Regions from separate parts of the Homo sapiens genome. Here region 2 is linked to region 1. Evidence: read pairs that join two places in POLR2A ChIA-PET (ENCODE). Cell type or tissue: A673. All regions are shown on one strand. Links, peaks and the distances in the headings refer to the core of each region. The heading gives the core; the rest is flanking DNA.

What was found. ChIA-PET counts read pairs that join two places held together with the same protein. Peaks named below come from ENCODE experiments on the same cell type or tissue, not always from the same donor. Only the 100,000 strongest peaks of a DNase experiment are listed, where the experiment ranks them.
Region 2: POLR2A ChIA-PET joins it to region 1 with 20 read pairs; 1 of 35 experiments calls an interaction of 5 or more read pairs at or near these places.

What each region holds. Positions count from the first base shown.
Region 1 is chr2:69,096,046-69,098,972 of GRCh38, forward strand. All of the region lies in intron 9 of ANTXR1 (ANTXR cell adhesion molecule 1), which reads left to right. Among named protein-coding and RNA genes, the nearest start is that of MIR3126, 6.2 kb to the right of the region's middle. In A673, for the core only: no CTCF peak of the experiment used is centred there; DNase peaks (open chromatin) are centred at 466, 866 and 1,256; H3K27ac peaks cover 2,269 bases.
Region 2 is chr2:67,130,872-67,133,798 of GRCh38, forward strand. The region is part of intron 1 of LINC01828 (long intergenic non-protein coding RNA 1828); the gene reads left to right. The region is part of intron 6 of LINC01829 (long intergenic non-protein coding RNA 1829); the gene reads right to left. Among named protein-coding and RNA genes, the nearest start is that of LINC01828, 46 kb to the left of the region's middle. In A673, for the core only: no CTCF peak of the experiment used is centred there; a DNase peak (open chromatin) is centred at 1,760.

The sequences.
Region 1 (2,927 bases), core at 262-2,761:
CAGGAGATCGAGACCATCCTGGCTAACACGGTGAAACCCCGTCTCTACTAAAAATACAAAAAATGAGCCAGGCGTGGTGGCGGGCTCCTGTAGTCCCAGCTACTCGGGAGGCTGAGGCAGGAGAATGGCATGAACCCGGGAGGCAGAGCTTGCAGTGAGCCGAGATCATGTCACTGCACTCCAGCCTGGGCAACAGAGCGAGACTCCGTCAAAAGGAAGGAAGGAAGGAAGGAAGGAAGGAAGGGAGGAAGGGAGGAAGGGAGGAAGGGAGGAAGGGAGGAAGGGAGGAAGGGAGGAAGGGAGGAAGGGAGGAAGGGAGGAAGGGAGGAAGGAGGGAAGGAAGGAAGGAAGGAAGGAAGGAAATCAAAAAGAATTCCAATCACTGCATTGGTAAACAGAGTGACACTCCATCAGGAAAGAAAGAAAGAGAGAGAGAAAGAGGGAGGGAGGGAGGGAGGGAGGAAGGGAGAGAGGAAGGAAGGAATCCAATCACTGCACTGGTGAACATATATAGGGAGAGAGAACCTTCCCAGAACTCCTCCACTCTCAGAGGTTATAAACTGGCAGCCTACAAGTCCTATCTGATCTGCATATATATTCTTCTTGATTCATACTGCATTTTTTAACTTAAATTTATTGCTAACATTTAGAAAATCGGATTTCACCTAAAAATACAGATTTTCATCTTGACTTGAAAAATCAGAACTGACAACACTGAACCTGTATTTATTACAAGTTAATGATTATTGAGGACTGAATAACTTCCTTTAAAAGAAACGTATACACTTTCCAGTTCACCATACTCCTCACCACTCTCCATTGTCACCCCAGTACCCAGGCCAAGCATGTGGCTGCCATTTAGCATGGTGCTTATGTCACTGTATTTACAGTCCCTGTTCCAAAACATGCAGGAAGTCACCTGCTATGTGGAAACCCTTTGTAGCAACTTTGACATTACTTGTATTTCAGTAATTCTGCTCCCAATATAGACTCTTTTTTAAAGTTTCTAATTAAATATTTTTGCAGATTAGCCTCTGTTTAATTAAGAATATGGACCCATTTGGCCCTGTCTAATTTAGCTCCTCTCTGGAAAATGCACCCTGTGCCTGAGCACAGTCTTTCTGTGGTCCCACTCAGTTGGCCTCCAACTTCCACAGTTCACAATGTGCTATGTAAGCAAGGATGCCAGGAAGGAACTAATTGGAATCAAGTGTGCAACTTGCCAACTGCTCTACACTTGAAGTTCTTGTACTCCAGAACTGGAAGGAAGTTATAATTAGCTCCTCACACTGTCATTTCAGCAGCAGTTGTATTCCTACTGTGTTTCCCACTGTTTCTGATAAAACTGGGTGAGCTGGCACAAAAGGAAGGTCATTTAAGGTGTCATGTTTACCATTTGGAAATTTCGATGTTTAAAACAGACACATTCAAGCAACATCAGATAGTGGTGTATTCCTCTCACTTTTCATTGTTTTTCGAAGCATTCATTTCTGACCTTTGGCCACCTCTTCTAAATGGATTGCTTCATTCTCTGCTCAATCTTTCCTTTCATTTAAAGACATTTCTATGTGGAGGAAGGACTCTCATTTACAAATACAAAACAGCACAACACTTTGGAAGAGTTTTGGTAGTTTCTTACAAAATTAAATATACACCTACCATATGGCCCAGCCATTCCACTCCGAGGTTTTACCTAAGAGAAAAGGAAATCTATGTCCAAACAAAGAAAGGCTTGTGTACAAATGTTCATAGCAGCTCCATTTTTAATAGCCAAAAACAACTAAAATGTTCATCCACAGGTAGGTGGATAAACAAATTACAGTTTACCTGTAGAATGCACTAATTAATACTCAGCAATAAAAAGCAATAAACTATGTATAAATCTCAACATAATTGTGACTGTGTCCTAAAATAATTATGCTGAGTAAAAGAAGCCAGACAAGAAAATTACTTACTGCATGATCCTATTTACATAAAATTCCAGAAAATGCAAACTAATATACAGTTCCAGAGAGCAGACCAGTGGTTGTGTGGGAGTGGAGGTAGGGAGGGCTGGGAGGAGAGATTACAAAGCAACACTAGGGAAGTTCTGGGGGTGACAGCTACGCTCACTGTCTTGACTGTGGTATTATGATTGTGTACATATGTCAAAATTTATCAAATCATACACTTTATGTGCAAGTTATTGTATATCAATTATGCCTCACTCAAGTTGTTATAAATTAAAAGCTATAACTGAAAAAAGTTCTAGAACAATTCAGGCCTCAGAAAGCACCCATTATATGTCAGTCCCTACATTTTATTTTTGATGTTCCATACCACATTAAGCATCTAAGAGGAGAGCAAATTCAAACTGACTCACAAGATGAAATATCACTGACAATAATTTGGCACAAAAATCTTGGGTGACCAGAACAAGTGGAGAATATACAGATGTCTCATTTTCAGACACAGTGAATGACATGCAATCTTTATTGAGGTCATCTCAAAGCTATGTGTTCCACATTTCCAAAAAGAAAAAAGGAAACCAAAGAAATAAAAGGAGAGAACAGAATGGAATAAATCTATCGAACTACTTACTGACCTTATTTTTTCTTTTTTTAAATTGAGCTATATTTTACATGCTATAAAAATCACCCTTTTAAAAGGTACAATTCAGGCCAGGCGTGGTGGCTCACACCTGTAATCCCAGCATTTTGGGAGTCTGAGGCAGGTGGATCACTTGAGGTCAGGAGTTTGAAACCAGCCTGGCCAACAGGGTGAAACCCCGTGTCTACTAAAAATACAAAAATTAGCCCGGTGTACTGGCACATGCCTATAATCCCAGCTACTCCGGAGGCTGAGGCAGGAGAATAGCTTTAACTTAGGAGGCGGAGGTTGCAGTGAGCCAAGATCACGTCACTGCACTCCAGCCTAGGTGATAGAGT
Region 2 (2,927 bases), core at 307-2,806, 2.0 Mb before region 1:
TTTATCTTGTTTCTCAATATTACAATTATTAAAAAAGAAAAAAAAGCTACATGAGAGTTTTTTGACTATCACCCAAACAATTAAATATCTCAATTCCAGACTGGTTTATATTCTGAAACTTGTTCAGAGAAAACTCTAACATGAATAGATGTTACTCACCAAAGGCCTGATTAATGAAAGGAGAGCCGTGGCATTGACTGAGAGAGGACATTGTTCTGCAATTAGGGCACAAATGACCTTTCACTCTTCTGGCTGCAGATTATTTACTTTGGCCATATTTAGAATAACTTGATATATGACAAGATTTATGAAACTTGGACAAAACTTCCAAAGTATATACAAGTGCTGCTGACAATATGGGATCTTTCAGTACAGTCTGCATGGAAACAAAGCCACACATTTCCATAGAGCAACCAAAGAGCTGTGTTAAAATTTCCCTATAAGCACGATCTTTTCTCATGTTAGCCCCCATTTGCTTAAATCACTTTCCGTTAATGCTGGGTATTAGCCAAGATTACTGGATGGTATGAATGTCCCGACCACAACAGTGGCTCTGTGTACACATGCCTATGCACAGATATGCATATATATATACACTTATGAATATATACAGAATAAATGCAAAATAAAGTTGGCAAGTAGAAAATTTGGTTGCACCAAGTCTTAGTGTTGGAAGCTTATAAATAAAGTTTGGCTTTTTAAACTAAATTGAATTGCCTTTCAAACTAAAGTCAGAGAGTTGATTTTTGTCTTTGAAGACAGAACCATTTTGTACAATATACCCTTTAGTGCTTAAGTTTTGGTACTTCTTCCAACCTATTTTGTGTGTGTGTATCTGAGAGTAAGCCTTCCCTTCTATTTATTTATTTATTTATTTATTTATTATTTATTTATTTATTTTTTGAGACGGAGTCTTGCTCTGTCACCCAGGCTGCAGTGCAGTGGCCCAGTCTTGCCTCACTGCAAGCTCCGTCTCCTGGGTTCACGCCATTCTCCTGCCTCAGCCTCCTGAGTAGCTGGGACTACAGGCACCCACCACCAGGCCCGGCTAACTTTTTGTATTTTTAGTAGAGACGGGGTTTCACCGTGTTAGCCAGGATGGTCTCGATCTCCTGACCTCGTGATCCGCCCGCCTTGGCCTCCCAAAGTGCTGGGATTACAGGCGTGAGCCACCGTGCCTGGTCTATTTATAATTTTTTTTAAATTTTACTTAAAGTTCCGGGATACATGTGCTGAACATGCAGGTTTGTTACATAGGTATACATGTGTCATGGTAGTTTCCTGCACCTATCAACCTGCCATTTAGGTTTTAAGCCCCGCATGCACTAGGTTTTTGTCCTAATGTTCTCCCTCCCCTTTCCCCCCACCCCCCAACAGGCCCCGGTGTGTGATGTTTCCCTCCCTGGGTCCATGTGTTCTCATTGTTCAACTCCTACTTATGAGTGAGAACATGTGGTGTTTGGTTTTCTGTTCCTGTGTTAGTTTGCTGAGAATGATGGTTTCCAGCTTCATCCATGTCCCTGCAAAGGGCATGAACTCATTCTTTTTTTATGGCTGCATAGTATTCCATGGTGTATATGTGCCACATTTTCTTTAGCCAGTCATCATTGGTGGGCATCTGGGTTGGTTCCAAGACTTTGCTATTGTAAATAGTGCTGCAAAAAGCATTCGTGTGCATGTGTCTTTGTAGTAGAATGATTTATCATCCTTTGGGTATATACCCAGTAATGGGATTGCTGGGTCAAATGGTATTTCTGGTTCTACATCCTTGAGTAATTGGCACACTGTCTTCCACAATGGTTGAACTAATTTATACTGCCACCAACAGTGTAAAAGCATTCCTATTTCTCCACATCCTCTCCAGCATCTGTTGTTTCCTGACTTTTAATGATCGCTATTCTCACTGGTGTGAGATGTTATCTCATTGTGGTTTTGATTTGCATTTCTCTAGTGACTAGTGATGATGAGCTTTTTTTTCATATGTTTGTTGGCTGCATAAATGTCTTCTTTTGGGAAGTGTCTGTTCATATACTTTACCCACTTTTTGATGGGGTTGTTTTTTTCTTGTAAATTTGTTTAAGTTCCTTGTAGATTCTGGATATTAGCCCTTTGTCAGATGGATAGATTGCAGCAATTTTCTCCTATTCTCCAGGTCTTCCAACCTATTTTTATATAAATTTAAGTTCTTGAATTTGTTGTTTTTGTTTTCGGTATTGACCTAATTTTCAATTTATGTTGACATGCAGTCTCTATATCTATGTATGTACATATTAGTTGCTTAGAAAACAGAAACCATGTCTATTCCAGATTATATATTTTCATAGTTTTTAGCATGATCACATTTCAGGAGCACACACAATGTTAAATATAGTTATGCCACTTTCATTTTAACTGCTTCTATATTTTACTTAAAACAAATTAATAGATCTATTGTTTATTACTATCATCATGTAGTGTGAACATGCCATTCTTATTTTATGTAAATATCTTGTTGAGATATTTTTCTCATTCATGGTAATCAATACTCAATGAAAAAGAAGTTAGATTTAATCAAATCATGCATCATTTCAAATAAAATAATTACCTATTTATGAGTAATGTTATGTCAGTTTTAAAAATATCAACTTTCTAAAACCAAAATTACAACACTTAATTGAAATTTCCTAGGCTAAGTAAAAATTTCGGAAGTCACACAAATGACTCTCCAATTTCTACTTATTCCATAATGTTTTTCCACACTGAATGGAGAAGTTGTTTGTAATTACAAACATTCCCTAGTGGTGGGAGAGCAATTTCATGTGATGTGTAGGGATGAGGTCTCTAGAGCCAGGCTGCTTGAATGTGAATTCTGATTGGTCGCTTAATATTTGTAAGACCTCAAGCAATTCATTTAACAAATGCCTTAGTTTCCTTATCTGTGAAATGGG